Regions from separate parts of the Homo sapiens genome. Here regions 1 and 3 are each linked to region 2. Evidence: read pairs that join two places in POLR2A ChIA-PET (ENCODE). Cell type or tissue: HepG2. All regions are shown on one strand. Each heading gives the region's core, and the rest is flanking DNA. Links, peaks and the distances in the headings are about the cores only. Region 1 overlaps IL6ST-DT (IL6ST divergent transcript). Region 2 holds the start of LOC101928419 (a long non-coding RNA gene). Region 3 holds the start of LOC105378976 (a long non-coding RNA gene).

Region 1 (5,331 bases), core at 129-5,128, 120 kb before region 2:
CGAGACGGGCGGATCACAAGGTCAGGAGATCGAGACCATCCTGGCTAACACGGTGAAACCCCATCTCTACTAAAAAATACAAAAAATTAGCTGGGCGTGGTGGTGGGCGCCTGTAGTCCCAGCTACTTGGGAGGCTGAAGCAGGAGAATGGTGTGAACCCGGGAGGTGGAGCTTGCAGTGAGCCGAGATTGCACCACTGCACTCCAGCCTGGGTGATAGAGCAAGACTCTGTCTCAAAAAAAAAAAAGAAAGAAATAAGCACTGCTCTGTAAAGGTAAACACAGAGGAAGGGATCTAGCTCAGAGATCTCCATACTGTGGACTTCCAGGGATAACCCTGGTCAAATAGCCATGGGCTGGTCAATGATTTTGAGTTACTCTTTGAGAGGGAAGCTTGGCTTCAGAGAAGGAAAGGCCAGTGCAAGACATGTGAGCAGCAGTTAGGTGCATCCTATTCCTAGACACATACATAGGATAAGGAAGTCAGGTATTGGGACTGTAGCTTTGGAATGGACTATACTTGCTTCAGAATATTATCAGGGGGAGTTTGAGAAGCAAGGGCTTTCCTTCGTTGATTCTCCTTTCACCAGTCTTCCTGGAAAGAATATTCTGCAGTTACAAAATAGGTTCCTTGGCTGCCAGTCTGATACTTGTGCTAAAACCAAATAGATGAAAAAGTATCAACATGAATTTTAAAAAATATATTGTGTGAGCTTGTATAGCTAAGAATTCCCAGCCCCCTACATAGGATCTGAAGAAAGATCTAGTACTAATTGTATTAAATAATGGTTTAGGCAAATGTGTATCTGTCTCCTTAAGAGAGGAAGGCAGTCCCTACTGTAAAGTAAAAATGAAATGGATATACTTCCTGAGAGGGCTGGAATTTTCTGATAATTGTCCCCTCTGATTTTTCACAGGATTTACGGAATGGCCATCTTCCATAATTAACAAATAAATAAATGAAATTTAATGTCAGGGTCAAATGAAACTGGAAACAAAGCTTATCTGGTGATATATCAAATTATGAGAGTCATTATTTGGATGTAAGGATATATGACAGATAGACTCTTAGGAGAAATGCTATGACCTCCTGCTTCTTGGTATTCCTTGTGTGATTTCCTCCTCTTGAGTGTGAAGGCATGTATGTCATTGAGTTATATAAGATAGTGCCCATCTTGCTAGTGTCTCTCTCTCTCTTGTGGCTCTGAAAAATCAAGCTGCCTGCCATGTTTGAGCTTTGATATGGAAAGACCCACATGTTAAGGAACTGAGGGCAGACTCTGCCAACAGCTAGCTTTGAAACTGAATCTCCCGGCCAGGCACAGTGGCTCATGCCTTTAATCCCAGCACTTTGGGAGGCCAAGGTGGGTGGATCACAAGGTCAGGAGTTCAAGACCAGCCTGGCCAAGATGGTGAAACCCCATCTCTACTAAAAATACAAAAATTAGCTGGGTGTGGTGGCAGGCACCTGTAATCCCAGCTACCCAGGAGGCTGAGGGAGAGAATTTCTTGAACCCAGGAGGCAGAGGTTGCAGTGAGCTGAGATCACGCCACTGCACTCCAGCCTGGGTGGCAGAGCGAGACTCCATCTCAAAAAAAAAAAAAAAAGAGAGAAAGAAACCAAATCTCTCAGTCCTACAACCTCAAGGAACTGAATTTTGCCAACAAAAGCAGATCCTTCCCCAGTCAAGCCTCAGATGAGACAGCATCCTCAGCTAACAACTTGTTTGCAGCCTCATGAGAACTGAAGCAGAGAACCCAGCTAAACTGTGCCTAGACTCCTGACCACAGAAACTGAGATAATAAATGTGTGTTGTTTTAAGCTGCCAAGTATGTGATAATTTGTTATGTAGTGGAGAACTAATACAACAGGGAAAAGTTAAAAGCTATTCACATAAATATTTATAATGGATACTATTTCTACACATTTAAATCAAGCTTCTCTTACGTTCATAAGAAGATACGAATCTGGAGAAGGAAATTATATCAAGCAGAACGCTGCTCTGGTGTTGTGAAGACGGGATCCCACCATTCTAATGTATTCAATTTATTTATTCAATAAGTTTTGAGCATCAACTATGTTCCAGGCACTGAGATATTAATCTAAGGAAGACACACGTGTTGTCCTCATTGAGGAGCTCAAAAGTCTAATACATAAACCAACAATCATACAAAAATCATAGCCATGTTACAGTGCTATGAGGAAGATGTTAAGAGAATATTCTGGAAGTACTCATACATAAATACTTCAGAAACTGGGCATTATAAGAAGTCAGTTGCCTCTCTCTACTTTCAGTTCTACATTTTTATACCTTGTAGTGGATTTAAAATGGCCACAAATTCTTCAATACTCTTCTATGGAGAGATTTGAGGGCTATTTCCCTTCATCTTGAATTTAGGCAGGCTTGTTCAGGGTCTGGCTTTTAAGAGGAGCTTTCACCTTGGTCTGTGGAAGTCCTGAGTCACTGTGTACAAAGTCCATCTACCTTATTACACCATCTGGAGAGAGCTGAGACTACAGGGAGAGGGGGAGTGGCCCGGCTGATCCCAGTCTTCCTAGTGACCCTGCCCAGGAACTTGGCATGTGAGTAAAGCCATCTTGGAACCTCCATACCAGACCAGCCACGAGATGAATAATACTAACTGATCCCAGTCAATGCCACATAGAGCAGAAGAACTGCCTAACTGAATTCTTTCCAAACTGCTGACTCAAAAATTTGTATGGTATAATAAAATGTTTGTTTTAAGTCACTGTTTTGTTAGGAGTAATAAGCAACCAGAATAAAATTCTAATCTTTATCATGTACCGTGCTGAAAATCTGACCATCTCACTCTCCTTAAAACTCCGTCAATCCCTTCCCATTACCCAAATCCCTCTTGTATGTCATAGAAGTCCCTCATTACGTGACCTCTACCTACTTCTCTGGTCTTGTCTCCTAACATGGCCTCCAACTCCAGGCTCTCATATTACCTATTTGCTAATGGTTCCTGGGCCAGCATCCAACATACTGTTCCCTCCTTCCATGCCAAGAAGAGACAGCTTATTCTGTTTCCTTGGCCGGTCATTGCCTTCTTCATTTGCTTTGCCTAACTTGCTCACCGTGTAAAAATATTCATCTAAGTAGTTACTTCCTCTCAGAAGTCTGCTCTAGGCCATGAGAAACTCACAGCCAAAAATGCAAATGATTCCAGATGATCATTCACTGTAGAAAAGGAATTGATGGGCCGGGCGTGGTGGCTCATGCCTGTAATCCCAGCACTTTGGGAGGCCGAGGCATTAGGATCACAAGGTCAGGAGATTGAGACCATCCTGGCCAACATGGTGAAGCCCGGTCTCTACTAAAAATACAAAAACTTTGCTGGGCGTGGTGGCGCACACCAGTAGTCCCAGCTACTCAGGAGGCTAAGGCAGGAGAATTGCTTGAACCCAGGAGGCAGAGGTTGCAGTAAGCTGAGATTGCGCCACTGCACGCCAGCCTGGTGACAGAACGAGACTCCATCTCAAAAAAAGAAAGAAAGAAAAAGAAAAGAAAGAAAAGGAATTGAGGAAGAGATTTCTAGACCACAGAGCAAAAAGGGAATGGGGGAACCCAGATAAAATGGCAGACTGAAAAAATTCTTTGCTCTTTAAGTTAGTCTCTCCCAACATATACAATGTCATGGATGCTGTATTAGTCATTTGAACAAAGTGCTATGTTAATTCAGAAAAGAGACAATTAATTTTCCCTGGAGAGACTGGAGATGCTTTCTAGAGGAAGTGTGACATTGAAGCAAGTTCATGAAAGATGAGTAGGAACTCACTAAGGGAGATAATGGAGGGAAGCAGTTCTTGGCAGAGGGAACAGCAAGAGGAAGCAGTGGGAATGCGAAAGGACAAGGTATTACCAAGAGGTCTGGTGAGAGTAGATCAGGGAGTGCGGGGTGAGAAATAAATTGAGACGAGAAGGTGGAGGCCTTCCTTAAAAGCCATGCTACACAGGGGATTTACACTTTATTTTGTAGGGAGATATTAGAATTTTTAAAGCAGGATACTGTTGAGAACAGATTTGTGATTCAGAAAGCAAATTATATTAATACTGTGAAGGATGAATTGGGGGAACAAGAAACTGGAAGAGAGCTTGAACTAGAATAGCTCCTTATTTTGGAAGAGAAGGAAGAGGGTGTTCTGAATAATGCCAGGGAGATAGAATGGCAAGACTTGACAGTGGGATATGGTAAGAAATGTATGGACAGATCTGTGATCAAAGCCTGGGTTAATCATTGCGGATAAGCTGTATATTCTTAAGTAATTTCTTCCCCCTCCCCTCCCCTCCCCTCCCCTTCCCTCCTCTGTCCTCCCCTCCCCTGTTCTCTCCTCTCCTTTTTTTTTTCTTTGAGACAGGGTCTGGCTTTATTGCCCAGGCTGGAGTGCAGTGATGGGATCATAGCTCACTGCAGCCTCAAACTCCTGGGCTCAAGCGACTTTTCCACCTCAGCCTCCTAAGGAGCTGGGACTATAGGCACACACCACCATGTGTGGCTAATTTTTTTGATTTTTTGTAGATACAGGGTCTCACTTTATTGCCCAGACTGATCTCAAACTCCTGGGCTTTCACTCTAGTTGTGTCCTTTGTGGTTCTTGGATGTCATCACCCCCACATTAGGCACCTGCAGGTATGTCCTTGTCCCCACCTGAGCTCTGGATGTACATTCCATGCTACTTTCCACTTTTGTGTCTCATGGTCATGACTGTAAGTCCCCTTGGACCCTTTGTCAGCTAAATTATGTGTCTTTCTTGGGGGCCCGTTAGCTTTTCTGTGCCACTCTCGGGGCTGCAAAAGATTCAGAGGGACTGCCTCAGACTTTCCCTACCTAGGGCACTATATGTGGTCATCTTTACCTTAATTCTGTGACAACATTGTGGTCTAGGAAACATCTGCTAGGCTGCTGCCTCCCAGGATTCCAGATGTTAATAGATTCCCAACATTGTCATGAGCCTCCACCATGTCTCCCCAACTTGGAGCTAACCCCAAGTAAGGGGCATGGTGGAGGACCTTTTCTTAGATCTTTATTACCTGAAGTTATTTTGCTTAACACTCATTTCTCTACTTTTGCGCTCCCCAACTTGGAAAGTCTTTATCTAGCCTAGGGGTGGGGGTGGGGTAGGGGGGTTGATATTAGTGGGAGGGGCAATTAAGATGGGTCAGCAAGTATCTCCCCAAATCTTTCTGTCTTACTACTAAGGCTTTTGAATTTGAGAGTCCAAGAGTTTGGCACCTTCATTCTCTGCTAGTCAGTGGGTTTTTGTTGTTTGTCTTTCTAATGCAATCAGGGAGAGTTGTTAAGTGAAGAG
Region 2 (5,331 bases), core at 62-5,061:
TCCTCCATCTCTATTCCTATACACCCATTGTATAAAATTCCAGAACCAAGGCACACACAATAAGGCAAGTGGGGTGGGGGGCTTTAAAAGACGAGTTTAGGTTTCCTACTAATCTAGTGAGATAACTCAAAAATAGAAATTAGGTTAAATTATAGATAAAAATCATTATAACTTTTAAAACTCTGGGCTGTAAAATAACATAAATACTTGATATAGTAAGTGTTCCACCACTTTTTTTTTTTTTTTTTGAGATGGAGTCTCACTCTGTCACTAGGTTGGGGTGCAGTGGCACAATCTCGGCTCACTGCAACCTCCGCCCCTGGGGTTCAAGCGATTCTCCTGCCTCAGCCTCCCGAGTAGCTGGGACTACAGGCGCCCGCCACCACACCCAGCTAATTTTTGTATTTTTAGTAGAGATGAGGTTTCACCATGTTGGCCAGGCTGGTCTCGATCTCCTGACCTCGTGATCCACCCGCCTGGGCCTCCCAAAGTGCTGGGATTACAGGAGTGAGCCACCACACCCGGCCAGTGTTCCACCACTTTTTAAAAAAGATTGTATGCTCCACGTGGGAGGGGAATGGGAGCCTTTCACTCACTGTGTGGTTCTGGCACATATAGAGGCTCCCAACAAGAAGGTCGAATAAATTGGTACTTTTGTGATACTGCTTTCTTTATTGTACCAAAGACAAAATAATTCTGGGTAGAATTAGACCCTGAATTTTTTTAACTCTGTGAGTAGAAATAAGAATTTCCACTATTCATTTAAAGAGCACCTACTGTTTTCTAGGAGGTCAAGGCTTGGCTTTGTCTTGGATGAAGGACTCTGCCTGTGTTTTGGTAACCTGTCCCAGTGGGTTTTTAAGTGTGCCTAATGTACAGCAAATACTTCGATCTAAAACAGAAGTTTGAGAAGCTGAAGCTTAGCTGAAGCATATAAAAAGTCAACTTGCTGGGAGATAGAGTTGCATCTCTGAAGATTATGTTTACTCTAAAAAAATGTTTCTTAAGTGTAGATTTATAGCTGCTCTGTGCCTATGCATTATTATTTTTGGAAGCTGTGGACTTGTAGTAGCTTAGGCAGTTGCCAGCAGGAGATCAGAGTTTGAGAGCTTGGAGGTGGCCTAAAGACGATTAGCCCTGGCCATCAGGTCATCCTGGAAAATACTGTGAAAAGGTACTGGACGTTTGATTCTACACATAGTTGTATTCAAGATTGAATAAACTAGGCCAGGCACGGTGGCTAACATCTAGAATCCCAGCACTTCGGGAGGCTGAGGTGGGTGGATCACTTGAGGTCAGGAGTTCAAGACCAGTCTGGCCAACATGGTGAAACCCCTAATCTACTAAAAAAAAAACAAACCCAAAATTAGCCAGGCATGGTGGCGCACACCTGTAGTCCCAGCTACTCGGGAGGCTGAGACAGGAGAATCGCTTGAACCAGGGAGGTGGAGGTTGCAGTGAGCTGAGATCGTGCCACTGCACTCCAGCCTGGGTGACAGGGTGAGACTCTGTCTCCAAAAATAAAAGATTGAATAACTATATTTTGGATTAAGTACTGATGTCACAAAACTATGTTCTGATTTTTTTCTGGGGGTGTAGGGAGAGGCAAAGGGCAAAGGGCAAGTTGACATTCCTTTTTTGAGATACGGTCTCACTCTGTCACCCAGGCTGGAGTGCAGTGGTACAATCACAGTTCACTGCAACCTTCACCTCCTGGGCTCAAGCAATCCTCACATGTCAGCCCCCTGAGTAGCTGGGACTACAGGCATGTACCACTATGTCCGGCTAATGTTTGTATTTTTTGTAGAGATGGGGTTTCGCCATGTTGCCAAGGCTGCTCTCGAACTCCTGGGCTCAAGGGATTCATCTGCCTCAGCCTCCCAAAGTGCTGGGATTACAGGTGTGAGCCTGGCCCACATTCCTATGAATGGGGTCTTCTGTGCAAAGAATGACTATCCCTCTGGTAAGTCACTCGGGAAATGGGCAGTCCTGGGGCAGGAAAGGAGGTCATGGAAGACCTCTCCTCAGCCTTGTGCAGGGCCTGAACCTTGGGCAGAAGGGCACTTCTGAGAGGGCCAGGTGGTCTCTCAGGCCTGGAGGCAGCCTGGCAGCTGGACAGAGAAGGGCTGGGTTGGGTATATCTGTGAACGGGGTTGGACATGAGTATTTGGAGAGCATATATGTATGTATATTGTGTGGCCCCAGAATTACCAGGTACAGATTGTATCTTCTGTCAATTAAACACCTTTTTCCTGTTATGCTAGAAGCAGCAATTTTATAACACGTAATAGGGCCATGTATTTTTCAACACAGTGATCAATCACACTGCATATTTGAATGTGGCAGATGTGATTAGTTCCATTCTATGTGAGAGAGGTCTCCAGGAGACATTTATTCTGAAACAGGACGGGTCCCCAGCAGATTATGTCCTCCCATTTAGACAGTGTATTGCCAATAAATTCAGCAGATGGAGGGCTGGATGTTGATCTAGTCAGGCTTACCAACATGTGATGATTCACTCAGAAGCTTTGTGAAATACTCCTTCATGACAATTACTAAGACCGACTGTTTAAATTCCTCTGACCATCAACATGGAAGCGATCCAGAAGAACAGGGTTTTGCTGAGTAACGAGGGGAGCATATAGATAATCTCTAATATACTCATGTCCTTGGGGCCAGTCTGTGGTACCTAATTTCAAGTTGTCTAAACTTTAGCTCCTTCTTATCTCTAAGCTTCAGGATGTCCTGCAAACACAGCCAATCTGCCTCAGCTGTCACAGCAGGGGGCTAAAGGGCAGGGCCCATGATTCAGAAGGAATTCAGCAGAGACAAGAGTGGGCGGATGTGGTGGCCGCTGAATGGCAGGAGATAATGGGTCCAAGGATGCAGCGTTGGTTGAGCTATCAGTGACTGAGGAATGATTAATGAAACATGTAAACATTCCCCAGAGAATTCCCAGAAATACACAGAGAGCAGGACTTGGTAACAGACTTTCCTCTCTGAAGACAAGTAAACTGCATATTAAAGCGGACTGTGACCTCATAGACTGATGAAATTTGAAACACTTAAGCTACATATGCTGCTTCTGGGTTATGTGTTCTGTGTCATATCTTAGGTAAGTACTACAATGTTTTAAGTACCATAGACTTATGATGTGTTTTACTATCTGGGAGGCCTAGTTCTTCATATTTTCCTTCTACCTCTTTTTATTACTACTTTACTTTTCTTTCCTTTTCACAAAAACTTTCAATAGGAAAAACTTTCACTAAAAAAGAGAAGAAGGAAAGGGAAATCACAATTATTGTAAATACTTAAAGCACATAAACCTGTGCAAACTTTGAAAAATTAAACTATTTATTTTTGTTTTTTTTAATTTTTTTTTGAGACGGAGTCTCGCTCTGTCATCCAGGCTGGAGTGCAGTGGCACAATCTCAGCTCACTGCAACCTCTGCCTCTCAGGTTCAAGCAATTCTCCTGCCTCAGCCTCCGGAGTAGCTAGGATTACAGGCGTGCGCCACCACGCCCGGCTAATTTTTGTATTTTTAGTAGAGACAGGGTTTCACCATGTTGGCCAGGTTGGTCTTGAACTCCTGACCTTGTGATCTACCTGCCTCAGCCTCCCAAAGTGCTGGGATTATAGATGTGAGCCACTGTGCCTGGCCCTGAAAAATTCAACTATTAACAGAAGCTTATAGCTTCAGCATGAAGGCAGAATTTCATGTTTTGCTGCAGAAAACGTGGAAAAAAATGGAGGCTAGGATTTGATCAGTACATGAGGCCTCTGAATTGAGTACTGGATTGGAAAGGACTCTTCTGGATATTTTACTTCCTTTTGAACTCTCCTTATCTTTGTACTTTCTTTTTTCCCCTTAGTTTTACTTTCCACCATGAGGCCTAGAGAATTGGATTTTCTTTGCTAAGTGGGTGGTATTGCAAAATGGGAACTATTCTGTTCAAAGCTGGTTCTAGGAGTGTTTTGAAGTAGATGAACTTTCCCTCAGCCTGCCTTTCTGAAATTTGTTCTTTTTTTAAAAAATGGTTAATTCACTTTTTTCCTAATGTAGCTTATGTTCTTCTACTTTCTTACTTGCTTAGGATCAACATCTGCTCTTAGGAAAACACTTACTTTTTTCTTTTTTCTTTTTTTTTTTCAGACAGAGTCTTGCTTGCTTAGTAACCCAGGCTGGAGTGCAATGGCGCGATCTTGGCTCACTGCAACCTCTGCCTCTTGGGTTCAAGCGATTCTCCTGCCTCAGCCTCCTGAGTAGCTGGGATTATAGGTGTCCGCCACCACACCTGGCTAATTTTTGTATTTTCAGTAAAGATGGGTTTCGCCATGTTGGCCAGGCTGGTCTCAAACTCCTGACCTCAAGTGATCCACCCATCTCGGCCTCTCAAAGTGCTGGGATTATAAGTGTGAGCCACCACACTGGCTGGAAAATGTCTACTTTCAATGATTTATACTTTAATTTTACTTAAAGTCATTTAACCATCTCCAACTTCTGAGACCTATGTAGAACTCCCCATTTTTTCCCTGAGTTAAAAGAATTTCAGGTATTAATAGAGAAGATTAGCGTGGCCCCTGCGCAGGGATGACACACAAATTTGTGAAGTATTCCATATTTTATAAAATAATTTTTAAAAAAAGAATTTCAGGTATCTGGGAGTAGGAGGTGCTTTCTTGGGGCATCTAAAATTATGATAAGTAGGCTGGGCACGGTGGCTCACGCACGTAATCCCAGCACTTTGAGAGGCCGAGGCGGGCGGGTCACCTGAGGCCAGGAGTTCAAGACCAGCCTGGCCAACATGGTGAAACCCTGTCTCTAATAAAAATACAAAAGTAAGCTGGGCATGGTGGCAGGAGCCTGTAGTTCCAGCTACTTGGGAGGTTGAGGCAAGGGAATCGCTTGGACCTGGGAGGTGGAGGTTGCAGTGGGCTGAGGTTGCACCACTGCACTCCAGCCTGGGCATCAAAGCGAGACTCCATCTCAAAAAAATAGATAAAATAAAATAAAATAAAATAAAATAATTACAAGTAAGGGGCTAATTTTGCACTTCAATACAAGAGGATAAAGAAACCAGAGTGCTCAAGTCTATACTTATTTTTGATAGTCTTGTTTGTTGTTATATTTTTCTTACATTTCCATTGACTCAGTGCCTAACCAAAACAGTTTAGATAAGCAGGGCATTATAGATGAAAAGCTACAAGTTTGAAAGACAGGTGTACAAATCTTCATTTAGTATCTAACTAGCTCTGACAGAAGTCTTTTTACCTTTTTGGACCTAGCTTCCTTTTTCAGACAATACATCTTTGATGATCGAAAACAACAA
Region 3 (5,331 bases), core at 171-5,170, 64 kb before region 2:
CACAGTAGAGAGCTCTGGCTCTCTACTCTAGTAGGACTTTGTGTACTGGACCATTTCTGACCACTTCTGTTTTCTCAACATTACTTTTTCTGTCTCCTATCCTCCCTCTAGAGTTGGTGTGAAACTAGACCTAAGGTGTGGTGAATAGCAGGGTCTTGACATGTTTGCCCTTTCTCAGTTTCCAGGTGACATTTTATTCTCTCCTCATTATTGCCTGAAGAAATGAGCTCAGCAAGGTGTGAGGAAACATAGTAGGGCTGTTGGCAGAGATATCTTTTGATAGGGGGAACATTTAAATGGATATTTTGAAGGAAATTGGCTTGAATATATTGACCTGTGTATATAACTGATCAAAATTCTGGAGTATTGCCAGGTGTGGTAGCCTGTGCCTATAATCCCAGCACTTTGGGAGGCCAAAGAAGGAGGATGGCTTGCGGCCAGGAGTTTGAGACCAGCCTGGGCAACATAGTGAGAACTTGTCTCTAAAAAGCTAAAAAATAGGTTGGGCGCAGTGGCTCACGCCTGTAATCCCAGCACTTTGGGATGCCAAGGCGGGCGGATCACAAGGTCAGGAGATCAAGACCATCCTGGCCAACAAGGTGAAACCCCATCTCTACTAAAATACAAAAAATTAGCCGGGCATGGTGCGGGTGCCTGTAATCCCAGCTACTCCGGAGGCTGAGGGAGGAGAATCGCTTGAACCCAGGAGGCAGAGGTTGCAGGGAGCCGAGATCGCGCCACTGCACTCCAGCCTGGCGACAGAACAAGACTCTGTCTCAAATAACTAACTAACTAAATAAAAATTATTGCATGTGGGTTGTGCACCTGTAGTCCCAGCTACTTAGGAGGCTGAAGTGGTAGGATCATTTGAGCCCAGGTGTTTGAGGCTGTGGTGAGCCATGATTGCACCATTCTACCCCAGGCTAGGCCACAGAGTGAGACCCTGAGTCTTAAAAAAAATTGGCCAGGCGCGGTGGCTCACGCCTATAATCCCAGCACTTTGGGAGGCCGAGGCGGACGGATCACGAGGTCAGGAGATTGAGACCATCCTGGCTAACACAATGAAACCCCGTCTCTACTAAAAATAAAAAAAACTAGCCGGGCCTGGTGGTGGGTGCCTGTAATCCTAGCTACCCAGGAGGCTGAGGCAGGAGAATGGTGTGAACCCGGGAGGCGGAGCTTGCAGTGAGCAGAGAGCGTGTCACTGCACTCCAGCCTGGGTGACAGAGCTAGACTCCGTCTCAAAAAAAAAAAAAAAAAAATTCCAGAGTGTTATATCCATCCAGTAAATGGTTATGGAGCTCTCCTATAAATTACTGACTCAAGGCAATTATTGTCTGGAATTTAACGAGAGAGAGAGAGAGAGAGAGAGAGAGAGAGAATTTGACAAACTTGGCTGGCATACACATTGATGATCCTTAAGGAAAACAATAAAACTGCCTCACAGGCCGTAAGGGAAAGCACACACTGTAATGACATCTCAGCAACTCGTAGCACAGTGCACATTTCCCACAAGGCTGTGGTTCCCCGTGTCCTCACCCGCCTTGGTTGTAATAGTGGCTAGCAGGCCGTGTTCCATCATTAGTAACATCTCTCTTTGTGGGAATAGTGGTGTAATTGTGGACAGAAGTTCATGTTGAGTTCTATTTATAGCTTCTGGTGACTCATTAATATGTTACCTTAGCAAAGGGTAGCTCCAGAGCCAGCCTTTTATTACTGTATTAGTCAAAAACATTCTCACTGGGGTATTCTGATACAATGAAAAACAAACTGTAAAACACTTCTAGCAATTTGCATGTCAGCCTTTTAATTGGTGTGATATTAGCACCCTTGCACGCTTTATTGGAAGCTACAGTTGTCAAAGGTACCCATGTCTACAAGTGCTTACCAACATGTAGGTTCTGTGTTAAGGGAAAGAAAAAAGAATCCACTTGTAGTCTTCTGAAGAGTTAAACTCTCAGTTGATCTGGAAAATATGTTAACCAACCTTCAAAAGTATTTTCGCTCCCGGAAGTCTTCAAGCCCTCTGTGACTATGCCCTTTGTAACATTTTTACACATGTGACCTTCACACTCACCACTTTGATTCCAACAGCGAAGTCGAAGTCGTGGTCAGGAGTAAGACTGAGCTGGGTAGAGATAGTAAGGTAAGACTTTGAAGCTGCTGTACTTTTATCAATTCAGTCTGAAAAACAGTCTCTGTGGTTAAGCCCATTAAATCTCTTGTGCTTTCATAGCAGCTTGGCTAAAGGTTATTACTATGAAGGCTGGAGGGAGAGTGGGAGATAACTTCGACCAGAGAGCTCTCACTGAAATGGGTTCAAAGGAGTTACTCATCTTCTATTCCCTTTAGCGGAACCTCATAATCGGATAGCACTTACTCTGTGCTTTGTTAAAAATATAGCATACAGGCTGGGCACAGTGGCTCACGCTTGTAATCCCAGCACTTTGGGAGGCCGAGGTGGGCAGATCATCTGAGGTCAGGAGTTCAAGACAAGCCTGACCAACATGGAGAAACCCCGTCTCTACTAAAAATACAAAATTAGCCAGGCGTGACGGCACATGCCTGTAATCTCAGCTACTCTGGAGGCTGAGGCAGGAGAATCGCTTGAACCTGGGAGGCGGAGGTTGCGGTGAGCCAAGATCACACCATTGCACTCCAGCCTGGACAACAAGAGCAAAACTCCGTCTAAAAAAAAAAATGTAGCATACAATGAAACTACCAATATCAAGTGCTAGCAAGGATTTGGAGCACTTGATATTTTTAAGAATTTTCTTACATTGCTGACGGGAATGCAAAATAGTACAGCCACTCTGGAAAACAATTTGGCAGTGTGAAAGGAAATTAAATCTTGGGATCCCAAACTCATTAAGCCAAAGGGAAAAGTCAAGCTGGGAACTGGGTCACACAAACCTGCTTCCCCATTTTTGGTTCCTAAATAAGATGGCTACAAGATGAAAAGCTACAAGCTTCCCCCATATTTTGCCCACAAGGAAATTCCTTGTGAGCTGCAAGATCTTCTAAGGTGTTTCTGTTAAAATTTCACCATGGCAATGTAAACTGATCCTTATCTTTATGGATGCTGTCACCCCTGGCCCACCAGACACAAATGCATATCAGATTGTTCTCCTGGCCCATTTTCGTCTATGTTATCTTATGGAAAATGCAGATTCCCAGCCGGGCGTGATGGCTCACACCTGTAATCCCATCACTTTGGAAGGCGGAGGCTGGCGGATCACGAGGTCAGGAGTTTGAGACCAGCTTGGCCAACATAGTGAAATCGCGCCTTTACTAAAAATACAAAAAGTTAGCTGGGCGTGGTGGCAGGCGCCTCTAATCCCAGCTATTTGGGAGGTTGAGGCAGGAGAACTGCTTGAACCTGGGAGGCAGAGGTTGCAGTGAGCCGAGATCGTGCCATTGCACTCCAGCCTGAGCGACAGTGCGAGACTCTGTCTAAAAAAAAAAAAAAAGCAGATTCCCTGCATTTTTTCCTCTGCCCCATTTGTCTATGTCATCTTATGTAAAAACCGCAGATTCACTGAGCCAGACAAAGGCATGAATGGCTATTTTTCCTTACCCTGCTCTTACATGAAAATTGTATACATCTCAATATCCTGCCCTTTCCCCTTTAAATTTGGAGCCCTCAAAATCATCTTCAGAGAAAGGCATAGACCTGTCTCCCAGGTGTGCAGCCTTAACTTTGGCAAAATAAACCTCCTAAAATGATTGAGACTTGTCTCGTCATTTTTCTTGATTGACAGCAGTTTCTTACAAAGTTAAGCATACACAAAGCATGTAACATAACAATCTCACTCCTAGGTATTTACTCAAGAGAAGTGAGCAGGGAACGGTATGAGGTAGGTACAGAGCATTCAGGCAGAGAGGACCACCTGCAGGAGAGTGACAACTCTGAGGAGGTGAGGAGACAAGGCATTGTCGTAGATGGAAGCTTATGGGGAGGCAACGAGATGAGGCTGCAGGCTGGGCTTTGTGGGCTGTGGTAGGGATTTTGGTTTCTATTCTGAGAATGATGAGAAACCATTAAAATGATTTAGGCAAGAGGGTGACATAATCAGATGTACCTTTTTAAATGATCAACCTGGTTGCAGTGTGGAGAGTGGACTGGAGGGAGGCAAGTATGCCCAGGGAGGTCATTGAGTTGTCTGGGAGAATTCCTGATGGGGCTTGGGATAGGGCTGTAACCTTAGAGATGCTCTCTTTTAATGCCCCAAATACCCCTAGGAAGGTTTGCACTGATGGCTTTTTTTTTTTTGAGATGGAGTATCTCTCTGTCGCCCAGGCTGGAGTGCAGTGGCGCCATCTCGGCTCACTGCAAGCTCCACCTCCTGGGTTCATGCCATTCTCCTGCCTCAGCCTCCCGAGTAGCTGGGACTACAGGCGCCCACCACCACGCCTGGCTAATTTTTTGTATTTTTAGTAGAGACGGGGTTTCACCGTGTTAGCCAGGATGGTCTCGATCTCCTGACCTTGTGATCTGCCCACCTCAGCCTCCCAAAGTGCTGGGATTACAGGAGTGAGCCACCATGCCCGGCCTCACTGATGTCTTTTATATAATAATATTTCTAGTAGAATCAAGAATAATGAATCACTTCTTTTCAAATACAGATTATAAAATACTCCATATATAAAAAAGAATTTATGTGATATTAAAGGAAATTAAATACCATAAAAAAAATCAGGACTTTCTTTCCTTTCTTCCTTTCTCCCCTCCCCTCCCCTTCCATTCCCTTGGGGTCTTGCTCTGTTGCCCAGACTAAAGTGCAGTGGCACAATCTCGGCTCACTGCAACATGCGCCTCCCAGGTTCAAGTGATTCTCCTGCCTCAGCCCCCCGAGTAGCTGGGATTACAGACAAAAGGCATGCCACCACACCTGGCTGATTTTTTTATTTTTCCTAGAGATGGGGTTTCACCATGTTGGCCAAACTGGTCTTGAACTCCTGACGTCAAGTGACCAACCAGCCTTGGCCTCCCAAAGTGCTGGGATTACAGGTGTGAGCCACCACACACGTCCCGGTATCAGGACTTTCTAATAGTTACAGCTTGTAAGCATTGGAAGAGGCTGGCTTGGGAGGTGACGGGAGGCCATGCTGTTGACAATTTGTGTAAGGGTGTGGAAGAAGGATTCCCAGGAGAGGAGAGAGGTTGGGTAGTTGACTGCAAAGGTGCTGATCCTAAAATCCTCTGCCACAATGCAACAAAAAGCAAAAATATTTGTTACAAGCAAAGCTCTTAAGGGGCATTTGAAAACCTGGGGTGTTGGTTTCTTAAAATCAAATGTGGAATTGTAGCTCCTGTTTTTGGTGAGTCCT

The links. Peaks named below come from ENCODE experiments on the same cell type or tissue, not always from the same donor. Only the 100,000 strongest peaks of a DNase experiment are listed, where the experiment ranks them.
Region 1: POLR2A ChIA-PET joins it to region 2 with 15 read pairs; 15 of 35 experiments call an interaction of 5 or more read pairs at or near these places.
Region 3: POLR2A ChIA-PET joins it to region 2 with 14 read pairs; 8 of 35 experiments call an interaction of 5 or more read pairs at or near these places.

The regions. Positions count from the first base shown.
Region 1 is chr5:56,000,833-56,006,163 of GRCh38, forward strand. It overlaps IL6ST-DT (IL6ST divergent transcript), which reads left to right. Exons shown (of 2, transcript NR_102755.1): 2 at 917-2,817. Among named protein-coding and RNA genes, the nearest start is that of IL6ST-DT, 8.3 kb to the left of the region's middle. RefSeq lists an enhancer at 2,329-2,623. In HepG2, for the core only: no CTCF peak of the experiment used is centred there; a DNase peak (open chromatin) is centred at 2,489.
Region 2 is chr5:56,121,144-56,126,474 of GRCh38, forward strand. All of the region lies in intron 8 of ANKRD55 (ankyrin repeat domain 55), which reads right to left. LOC101928419 (a long non-coding RNA gene) reads left to right here and starts at 2,958. Exons shown (of 2, transcript XR_241794.2): 1 at 2,958-3,115; 2 at 5,288-5,331. It also overlaps the pseudogene RNU6-299P. RefSeq lists a silencer at 1,129-1,301. In HepG2, for the core only: no CTCF peak of the experiment used is centred there; DNase peaks (open chromatin) are centred at 1,698 and 2,898; H3K4me3 peaks cover 830 bases.
Region 3 is chr5:56,056,951-56,062,281 of GRCh38, forward strand. LOC105378976 (a long non-coding RNA gene) reads left to right here and starts at 2,070. Exons shown (of 2, transcript XR_007058777.1): 1 at 2,070-2,146. In HepG2, for the core only: no CTCF peak of the experiment used is centred there; DNase peaks (open chromatin) are centred at 1,611 and 2,051.